2 separate regions of the Homo sapiens genome follow, and region 1 is linked to region 2. A link is a loop called in an ENCODE intact Hi-C map of the cell type or tissue named here. Cell type or tissue: heart right ventricle. All regions are shown on one strand. Each heading gives the region's core, and the rest is flanking DNA. Links, peaks and the distances in the headings are about the cores only.

Evidence for each region. A loop is a pair of places that touch in the nucleus more often than their neighbours do. Peaks named below come from ENCODE experiments on the same cell type or tissue, not always from the same donor. Only the 100,000 strongest peaks of a DNase experiment are listed, where the experiment ranks them.
Region 1: a loop joins it to region 2, with 2.9 times the contacts of the local background. A loop is called at or near these places in 2 of 110 quality-filtered maps.

What each region holds. Positions count from the first base shown.
Region 1 is chrX:71,580,231-71,585,606 of GRCh38, forward strand. GCNA (germ cell nuclear acidic peptidase) reads left to right here. Exons shown (of 13, transcript NM_052957.5): 2 at 590-650. The coding sequence starts at 592. Among named protein-coding and RNA genes, the nearest start is that of GCNA, 4.5 kb to the left of the region's middle. In heart right ventricle, for the core only: no CTCF peak of the experiment used is centred there; no DNase peak of the experiment used is centred there; H3K27ac peaks cover 835 bases.
Region 2 is chrX:71,632,160-71,637,535 of GRCh38, forward strand. No RefSeq gene overlaps it. Among named protein-coding and RNA genes, the nearest start is that of CXCR3, 16 kb to the left of the region's middle. In heart right ventricle, for the core only: no CTCF peak of the experiment used is centred there; a DNase peak (open chromatin) is centred at 2,382.

The DNA of each region.
Region 1 (5,376 bases), core at 50-5,049, 52 kb before region 2:
GTTGAGGTGGGAGTGGAGGGAGTGGGAAGTGGGGGCGGGTGCAGGGTGGGAAGAGATTGGGGTGGTAGAGGCCTGAGTGGGAAAAGTTTGCAACAAAACAAATTTAAATCCTTTTCATTTTGCAGAGCAAAGTTTCGGCTTTAAGGTGGGGAAGATACCCAAAGATAAATGCAGAATGTAAATGTAGAGATGTCTCTGCTTTTGAGTTCTGGCTTTCTTTTTTTTTTCTTTTTATTTTATTTTCTTTTTCTTTTTCTTTTTTGAGATGGAGTCTAGCTCTGTGGCCCAGGCTGGAGTGCAGTGGCACAATCTCGGCTCACTGCAAGCTCTGCCTCCCGGGTTCACGCCATTTTCCTGCCTCAGCCTCTCGAGTAGCTGGGACTACAGGCGCCCGCCACCACGCCTGGCTAATTTTTTGTATTTTTAATAGAGATAGGGTTTCACCGTGTTAGCCAGGATGGTCTCGATCTCATGACATTGTGATCTGCCCGCCTCGGCCTCCCAAAGTGCTGGGATTATAGGCGTGAGCCACTGCGCCCGGCCGAGTTCTGGCTTTCTTAAGAAAGTGTATCTTTGTCTTTCACTACAGACATGGATGGGTGCAAAAAAGAGCTGCCCCGCTTGCAAGAGCCGGAGGAGGACGAGGATTGGTGAGATTTAGAAAGTTCTGTTTTCTTTTAGTTTAGTGTTACCGTATTGGCAAAACAGCTTTCTCGAGAAGTATGTTTATTTCCTTTAGTATCTGTAGAGCGTATAACTTGGTTTGTTATAAAATGAGAATTGTAAAGAAGGATTTTACAAACTAGGAGTCCAGCCTCCTATGAAATTCTTGAATCCGCTATATAATTTCTTTGTTAGTGGCCAGGAAATGACGACATTTGAGGCAACAGTGCATCGTTGAATATATGTGGTTTCTAGAAAGTTCTTCATTCTGATGCAATTAAAACCTGTTGTTCCACGCCAGTATCGATAGTGCTGCCTCTAGAGGTACACAAGTATTTTTCTTCTCCATGATAACACAAGGTGTTTTTGTTTTAAATTTTTTTATGGAGATGCGCCCTGAACCAATAAAGGTTCAGAGAACTTCCAACATGAGGTATTTTTTTTGTGCGTGTGAGAGACAGGGTCTGCTCTGTCGCCCGGGTTGGAGTGCAGTGATGTGATCAGGAGCTATTTTTAAGATAGCTGCCTGTCTCTAAGTTTTTTCTCTTCTGGAACACTACCCTATTTTCCTCCCTCACAGATATGCATGCAAGGGTATGATATGGGGGAAGGTACAAACCAACAGAAAGTCTGGAAATAGACCTAAGTACATAAGAAAATTTACTAAACAAGAAAAACGACATTTCAGCATTTCAAATCAATGGGGAAAAATATGGATTAGTCAACAAACCATTTGAGGATAACTGGCTAACCATTTGGAAAAAAATGAGACTTGGGTTTTTGCCTTATTGCTTATGCCAAAATAGATTACACATGGATCAAATATTTTAAAATAAAAAATGAAACCATTAAAATGTTAGAAAACAATAGATGGATTTTGTTTCCAATAGTTTTTGGAGTAGAAAGGTCTAAGTTTGATATCAAACAAAACATAAATATGGTAAATAAACTGGAAAAATATTTGTGTTACAAATATAAAGGGCTATTTTCCTTAACAAAAAGCTTTTTATAAATCAGTAATTTAGAAAAAGGTGAACAAACGCATGGAACATGACAAAGAATATTAGAAGGTAGCTCTCTGGGAAAAAAAAAAATACAAACGGACCTCAGACATTAAAATTTTCAGCTTTGGCCGGGCACACTTTGGGAGGCAGAGGTGGGCGGATCGCTTGAGTCCTGAGACCAGCCTGAGCAAGATGATGAAATTCCGCCTCTACAAAAAATAAAAAAATTAGCTGGGCACGGCGGCTGCACCTATAGTCCCAGCTACTCGGGAGGTTCAGGTGGGAGAATCACCTGAGCCCGGGAAGTCGAGGCAGCAGTGAGCCGAGATTGCGCCACTGCACTCCAGCCTCTGCAACCCGAGACCCTCTCTCCAAAAAAAAAAAAAAAAAATCAGCTTTTAATTATATTGCTTCTCATTAAATAAGTGATAAGTTTTAATTATATTACTTCTCATTAAAGGAATGATAAATCTTATTCATTTATTTTTTTTTTCTCCCACTTGGAAAAGTAAAGAAATGATAAATTTTAAAATGAGATACCATTTTTTATATATTTGCAAAAAGTTTGATGATACCCAGTGTTGCCAATTGATAGGAAAACAGAAAATCTCCTACATTCTTTGTGGGAGTATATATTTGGTACAACCTTTTTGGAGGGCAGTCTGGCAGTATCACATTTTAAATGCCTATGTCCTTTGAAGTAGCAGTTCCACTACTGAGACTTTTTCTTTTAAACTCATTTAATTTCTTTATACTTGTACTCCCATATACATGAGTGCATAAATGTGATTATATCATACATGTAATTCAGTAATTGTAATTCAGTCTTATTTTTTCTTGACTTTCTTTTCCCCTTCTCCCATGGCCTTTCTCCCTGTAACCCATGCTAAATATTTATGTAGCTAGCCTTCCATACTTTTCTCCATGTTCATGTAATCATATATAGACATTTACAGGGTATTTTGGTCTTTGTTCACTTTTGTGGAAGAAGGATATATGATTTAATTACCAGTACATAGAGAAATATGTACAAGAACATTCATTGCAGCACTGTTTGTAATAGCACAAATTTGAAAAGAGCTGAAATGTCCTAAGAGTCTACTTGAATAAATTAGGGTTCATTGCAAAAATGTGGTGAGAGCTATGTGTACTGATAATGAAAAGACTACTAAGAAATATAAAGTGAAAAATGCAAGCTGCAGAACAATGCATATAGCATAATATTATTTGTAAAAATAAAAATAAAAAAAGAAAATGGTGTGTGTACTTGTTCTGATGTGTGCTTACGCTTAACTTTCTAGAAGGATAAATAAGATACATTGTCTCCGGGAAGAGCAAGGACAGAGTGTCACTCACTGCTGTTTTCAGAGTTCTTTATCAGTTAGAAAAAAAATGACCTGGTAAACATTATTTTGCCATAGTCATTAAAAATGTGGGTAGGGGGTGGGGTGGCTCACGCCTGTAATCCTAGCACTTTGGGAGGTTGAGGCGGGAGGAATGCTGGAACTTACGAGTTTGAGACCAGCCTGGGCAACATAGCAAGACCTCATCTCTATTTTTTGTTTAAAAAAGCGGGGGGTGTGGAGGGGATCAGCAAAAGAATGACGCCAACATTGGAAAATATACGTCTTAATAAGTAATAAAAAGGAATGCTAATTTAAAAATCATTTACCTATTAGCAAATTTTAAATATTTAATCATAGTAATGCTGCTGACATCATAAACTGACACAACCCTTTGGAAATGATTAAGCAGATGTACCAAGAGCTATAAAATTGGACATACTATTATATTCTTTTTTTTTTTTTTTTTTTTTTTGAGACAGAGCCTTGCTCTATTGTCAAGGCTGGAGTGCAGTGGCGCAATCTTGGCTCACTGCAGCCTCTGCCTCCTGGGTTCAAGCAATTTTCGTGCCTGAGCCTCCTGAGTAGCTGGGATTACAGGCGCATGCCACCACACCCGCCTAACTTTTTTTTTTTTTTGTATTTTTAGTAGAGATGGGATTTCACCATGTTGGCCAGGCTGGTCTTGAACTCCTGGCCTCAAGTGATCCATCCGCCTTGGCCTCCCAAAATGCTGGGATTATAGGCATGTGCCACCACGCCCGGCTAATTTTTTTTTTGTATTTTTAGTAGAGATGGGGTTTCACCACGTTGGCCAGGCTGGTCTCAAACTCCTGGCCTCAAGTGATCCACCCGCCTCGGCCTCCCAAAGTGCTGGGATTACAGGTGTGAGCCACTGTGTGCAGCTGGACATACTGTTGATTGAGTAATTTGATTTTTGGCAACCAAGCATAGGAAAATCCAGTTTATGAAGCCAATTAAATGCCCAAAGTTGCTTTTTGTAGTATTTAATTTTTTTTGTTGTTTGTTTGAGACGGTATTACTCTGTCACCCAGGCTGGAGTGCAGTGGCATGATCATGACTCACTGCAACCTCTGCCTTCTGGTCTCAAGTGATCCTCCCACCTCAGCCTTCAGAGTAGCTGGGACTACAGATGCACCACCATGCCCAGCTAATTTTTGTATTTTATTGTAGAGATGTGGTTTCGCCGCCAAGTTGCCCAGGCTAGTCTCGAACTCCTGGGCTCAAGCGATTTGCCTGCTTTAGCCTCCCAAAGTGCTGGGATTACAGGCGTGACTGCCGCACCCGGCCTCATAGCATTTAATTTAAAAATTAAATTAATAGTCAGGAGCGGTGGCTCACGCCTGTAATCCCAGCACTTTGGGAGGCCGAGGCGGGCGGATCACGAGGTCAGGAGATCGAGACCATCCTGGCTAACACAGTGAAACTCCATCTCTAGTAAAAATACAAAAACAAATTTAGCTGGGCGTGGTGGCAGGCACCTGTAGTCCCAGCTACTCGGGAGGCTGAGGCGGGAGAATGGCGTGAACCTGGGAGGCAGAGCTTGCAGTGAGCCGAGATCGCACCACTGCACTCCAGCCTGGGTGACAGAGTGAGACTCCATATCAAAATAAAAAAAGAAAAAAAATGATTAGTGTTAATTCTTCGTTAAATTTTTGGTAGAATTCACCAGTGAATCAATATGATCCTGGGCTTTTCTTTGTTGGGAGGTTTTTTATTACTGATTCAGTCTCCTGAATCATGTGTGTGATCAAAAATGCAAAAGGTGGCCGAGCCCAGTGGCTCACACCTGTAATCCCGGCACTTTGGGAGGCTGAGGTGGGCGGATGGCTTGAGTCCAGGAGTTTGAGACCAGCCTGGCCAACATGGTGAAACCCTGTCTCTACAAAAAAAAATACAAAAATTAGCCAGGCACAATGGCACACACCTGTAGTCTCAGCTACTTGGGGGGTTAAGGCGGGAGAATTGCTTGAGCCCAGCAGGTGGAGGTTGCAGTGAGTTGAGATCGCGCCATTGCACTTCCACCTGGGCGACGGGAGCAAAGCCCTGTCTCAAAAAAAGAAAAAAAAAAACAAAGCAAAAGGTCAAATTGCAGCTCCATGACCCTCAGTCACTTGCCCTCAAATAGGGAGTGCCCAGGGTGGATCGTTAGTCTCAGTTGTCCTGAGAGGTAAATGGGTTATGTGTTATTATTAGCCCCTTGTGAATTTGGTTGACAGGAGTCATGCCTTTAGCATTTAATGAAGAATTGATAAACCTGAGTTTCTGAAGCTACAGGTCCAAAAAGCAGATCTTAGGCTTCTGGTTGGAGATAGCTCTTGAGGCCAGACACCAACCTGCCAGTC
Region 2 (5,376 bases), core at 308-5,307:
GAAAGTTTTCAGGACATTCTGCTATAGACAGAATCACCAAACTCATTTGGTCACTGTAATAGCTTCCTGAGGCTGCCGTAACAAATCACCCCAAACTGGGTGGCTTAAAATAACAGAAATTTATTATCTCAAAGTTCTGAAGGCTGGAAGTCCAAAATCAAGGTGTCAGCAGGGCCATGCTCCCTCCAGAAGCTCTAGGGGAGAATCCATTCTTCACCTCTTGTAGCATCTGGCAGCTGCTGGCTGGCATTCCTGGGTTTGTGAGATCATCACTCCAGGTTCTACCTTCATCTTCATGGGGGCTCTCCTTCTTCCGGGTGTCTGCTCTTTGTCTCTCTTTTATAAGGACACACTTGTGTGTGAGGGCATTTAAGTCCCATCCAGATAATCCAGGATAGTCTCCTCATGGCCAAGTATTTAACTTCATTACATCTGTAAAGACCCTTTTCCCTAAATAAAGCAGCATTCACAGGTTTCAGGGGTTAGGACCAGACTTATCTTTGGGAGCCATTATCAGCCAACCACAGTCACTAACTACTGTGTTTTTCCCAGCTCCCCTGGTCTCTCTACAGAATATATTCTGAGGAATGTTGATTTGAGGAAAACAGGCTTTTAGAAAGAATGGGGTGGAGATGGGAAGGGAGTACAGGAAGAAACAATTTCTCGGAAATTTCAAAGAATGCTACACTTGTCAGACCCTCCTCAAGATGGGAGAGATGAGGCTGGATATTGACCAAGTGCTGCTGCTGATTCTTTTTGTGTGTCAGGGACTAGGACCCACAGCGCACAAAGACATGGAGAGGTAATTATGCCTGATAGAGAGCAATGAGGACCCCGTGCTTCTCGTTTAATTAGGCCAGGGAGAGTGTCTGGCTCTGGGTGGTTTTCAAGAGCTCTCCAGGTAATTGTAATGCACATCAAGAGTGGAAAGCCACTAGACCATAGTGCTGAGGCAATGAGAATTTCAAAACAGCTGTTTAATATCATCTTTAAGAGTAGTAACAAGTTTCATAACGTTGACATCAATGATTAACCCTCTTGACCTTCTCGGTGAGATAATAATGAATGTGAAAGGTCCAGGAGCACTGGCTGTGCTGGGGAGAAAGTCTCAGCAAGCATGAGGGGCAGTGAAAAGCACAAGAGAAAAAGGGTCCCTGGAGCCGCTGATGTTCCACAGCCTTGGCCCCTACATGGAGACTACAGGACCAGGGGCGGCGGAGACGTAGAGGACTAGCAAGAGCTGCCAGGAGTTGCCTGGAGGAAAGAGATGTTTTTCATTGTTGTTGTTTGTTAGTTTCTGTTTTTGTTTTTTTAAAAGGGAAGCCCCTGGTTTAGGCCCAGTGGTCAGTGTCTACTCCCTTCTGCCCCAGGGGGATTGGGATAACCCTGTCATGACTGCTGAGGCTGGAGGCGAGGGACTGCAGTATCTCTCCTCTGGCTCTCTGCAAGAGAAGTTGACCTTTAGGATGGGCCAGTGCTTTTGGTGCCAAAGTATTAAATGTACATGTGAGGTTCAAGCTAACTGGTATGAGGCCTCATGAAGGATTTACTTCCACCCTTTTGAGGTTGGCACTTCCATAAAGGAATGCTCCTTTCTTTCTCTAGTGGGTCCTGTGCAGGGCCTAGCTCCCTCAGCCTCCCAGCTCCCTGGGGAGAGAAACAAGGCAGATTTTTTTTTCTCACTTTTTATTGTGAGGCTGGGGCCAGAGTCTGCGTTGCACATGTTTGTGTCTGAAATGAGGAAAGCTCAGGCCCTGCCTCTCGTGGCCACATGAGTGAAGAGGCTGACTAGGAGACAGAGAATCTGGTAAGACCCAGAGCCCGGTGTGGTGGCACACGCCTGTAGTCCCAGGTACTCGGGAGGCTGAGACGGGAGGATCACTTGAGCCCAGGAATTTGAGACCAGCCAGGGCAACACAGTGGGAGCCCATCTTTATAAGAAAAAAAAATTTAAATTAGCCAGGTGTGGTGGTGTGTGCTTGTAGTCTCAGCTACTTGGGAGGCTGAGGCAGGAGAATCACTTGAGCCCAGGAGTTCGAAACTATAGCGAGCCATGATTGTGCCGCTGTACTCTAGCCTGGGTGACAGACTGAGACCCTGGTTCTTAAAAAAAAAAAGACCCAGATTTGTCAGGCCAAGCCAGACTAGGCTATGCTGTGAAACAAAAAGTACCAAACCTCAGAGCGTTAATCAAACAGAACTTTATTTTTTATTCACATTAAATGTACAACACAGGTTAGCGAAGGCTTGGCTTACTGTAGTCATCCAGGGACCCAGGCGCTGACAGTGGCCCCATCTTGGCACATTCTTTCATGCTCACTGCAGCAGTGGGATGAGAACGAGATGAATTGTACACTGTGTCTTAAAGCTTCATTGGCAAAGGCAAGCCACATGTCCACACCTAACTCTAAAGAGATTCCCTGGGACGTGCAATCCCGCCACAGGCCTGGAAGGAGGACCTATTTGTAGATCCAGCAGCTGTCAACACTCATCTCTAGTCAAGACTTGGCTTTTACATGGCTTAGAGGGAAAGGGGAGACATGGATTTCTACAAGCCCACGAGGCCAGGGCCAGAGGCAGACCATGTGTCCTAACCCCATCCTCCACCACCCTAAGGTGTGGGAGAAAACAGGATACCAGCCATGCTCAGGGCTACCTTCAAGCCCCAGAATGGAAACAGTTACACTGAAAATCATAAGAAGAAATTAAAAACCATGATTTCCTTTTGTAGCTTGTATTTATTTCCTACTGCTGCTATAAAAAATTATGACAAATTTAGTGGCTTCAAACAATACAAATTTATTACCTTATAGTTCTAGAAGTCAGAAGTCTGAGATGCGGGCTGGGTGCAGTGGCTCAAGCCTGTAATCCCAGCACTTTGGGAGGCTGAGGCGGGCGGATCACCTGAGGTCAGAAGTTCGAGACCAGCCTGGCCAACATGGTGAAACAAATAATATTTTTAGTCTCTACTAAAAATAAAAATAAAAAATTAGCCAGGCGTGGTGGCATGCACCTGTAGTCCCAGTTACTGGGGAGGCTGAGGCAGGAGAATTGCTTGAACCCAGGACGCGGAGGTTGCAGTGAGCCAAGATCCTGCCATTGCACTCTAGCCTGGGTGACAAGAGTGAAAATCTGACTCAAAAAAAAAAAAAAAAAAAGCCTGAGATGCGTCTCACTGGACTAAAATCAAAGTGTTGGCAGGCTTGGTGTTTCTTCTAGAGGCTCTAGGGAAGAGTCTATTTCCTTGCGTTTTCCAACTTCTGGATGCCTTGGCCCATGGCCCCTTCCCCCATCTTAAAACCTGGTAACGTCAGGCCAAGTCCTTCTCACACTGCCATCTGTCTGGTTCGTTCATTCTGCCTCCCTCTTCTACTTATAGGGATGCTGAGATTACACTGGGCCTACCTGGATAATCCAAGAGAATATCCCTGTCACAAGTGTGCTGATTGGCAACCTTAATTTTATCTGCAATCTTCATTCCCCTTCGACATGTAATCTCACACACACACAGGTTCTGGGTTAGGATGTGGATGTAGATATCTTTGGTAGTTGGGGAATTATTCTGCCTACCACAGAGGCCTAGGAAGAAAAGGGTCGTTATCCTAGGAGGAAAAGTGGCAATGTCCCCTGGGAGATTTCCTGTGAAAACATGATGTTGGGCTACACCCCCCACTTAAGTATTTTAAGCTTGGTTTTTTCTTTTTGTGGAGACCGGGTTTCACTATGTTGCCCAGGCTGGTCTCGATCCTCCCACCTTGGCCTCCCAAAGTGCTGGGACTACATGCATGAGCCTCTGTGCCCGGCCTAAGTATTTTAACATTAGATTGGATGTTGGCTTTTTATTTTATTTTATTATTATTATTTTTTCCAAGACAGAGTCTCGCTCTGTCACCCAAGCTGGAGTGCAGTGGTGCAATTTGGGCTCACTGCAACCTCTGCCTCCCTGGCTTCAAGCGATTCTCCTGCCTCAGCCTCCCAAGTAACTGGGACTACAGGCACGTGCCACCACATCCGGCTAATTTTTTTGTATTTTTAGTAGACAATCAGTTTATCCCTTTAGGTGCCATAGGCTGAAGCCTGTATCTTCCCTCCTTGTGTTTCCCTCTTTCTCCCCACACCTTATCAAAATGAAGCCAGCTATGTGCTTTATTGCCTCAGGAGAGGTATACAGCCTGGGTAGAAGGAGAAGAGGGAGGAGAGAGAGAGCTGTGGGTCCCCGGGCCCTGCTTCCTAGTAACACTCTGAGGAGCTGGTAATTCCCCAAAGAGGAGTGGTCCCTTGGTGTGTGCAGGGAGATGCACCGGAAACTGCAGGCCTTCCAGCTGCCTGGCAGATTTCCTCAGCCACAGAAGCAGCAATGAACAGGGTAGAATGAATGGCTTAGCAGAAACTTACAGACAACAAGACCCTCTACCCCTCTGCCCCTAGATGTCTGATACCGTGAAAGGTCCCAAGACCTCTTCTTGACATCAGGGAAGCAGGAAATGTGAGGATGACTCAGGGTGAATTTCCCAGACTCTGCCAAGACGGAGTGCAGAATTGAAATTAGATTGATATAGAAAAACAATAAAGAGAGGCAATGTTTCTTGTATACCTAGATTTATAGTCTGGGATGACTAACAATAAAGAAAGATACACCTTTCAATGTACTGAGGAGCCTGGGCATAGTAGAAGAGAAAGCAGGGGGGAGCCATGCATAGTACACGGGGAATCACAAGTTTAACATGAAGCTTTTGATTTTCTTTATCCACATCAGAGAATATGATTCTCCTTCACAGGGCAGTTAATATGCAATAGCATTATGGGAAGACTGAGAAAGAATGAAAAATAGCTGGGGTGCTCTAAAGAACATTTCCTACGTAAATTGGTGCAGCCTTTTTGGAGAGCAGCTGGGTAGTATCTAGGCAACAGGTGCATCTGCGATGATTCAGCAACCCTACCAGCACAAGTGCTCAGAAGCGTATGTTCTTAAATAGGTTCCCTCCTCTCTGCCCTTCCTCCCGAGGCTCAAGCTGGCATCTCTCTACTGGCCCGCTGTGACAGCCCCTCTTACCTGATTCCCCTGTGCCCAGTCTTGCCTTGATATGGAAAGATTGCTCAGGATACAAATCTAATCATATCATTTCCCTGTTCAAAACTCGACAGTGCTCTTCCCCATGGCCCTGTGTATATAGGTCGATGCCCTGAGCCTGACACACAAGGCCCCAGTGGCCTGGCTCTTTAACAAGAGTCCCACTTACTAAGCATACTGCCAAGTTTGTTCACCAAATGAGTCAACAGGCTCCTCTCCATGCCTCTGTGCATGTGTTCCCATGTGCTCTGTCCTAACTCAGTTGCCTTATCCATTGGGAATCTCTTCCTTTCAGAAGCTGGCCT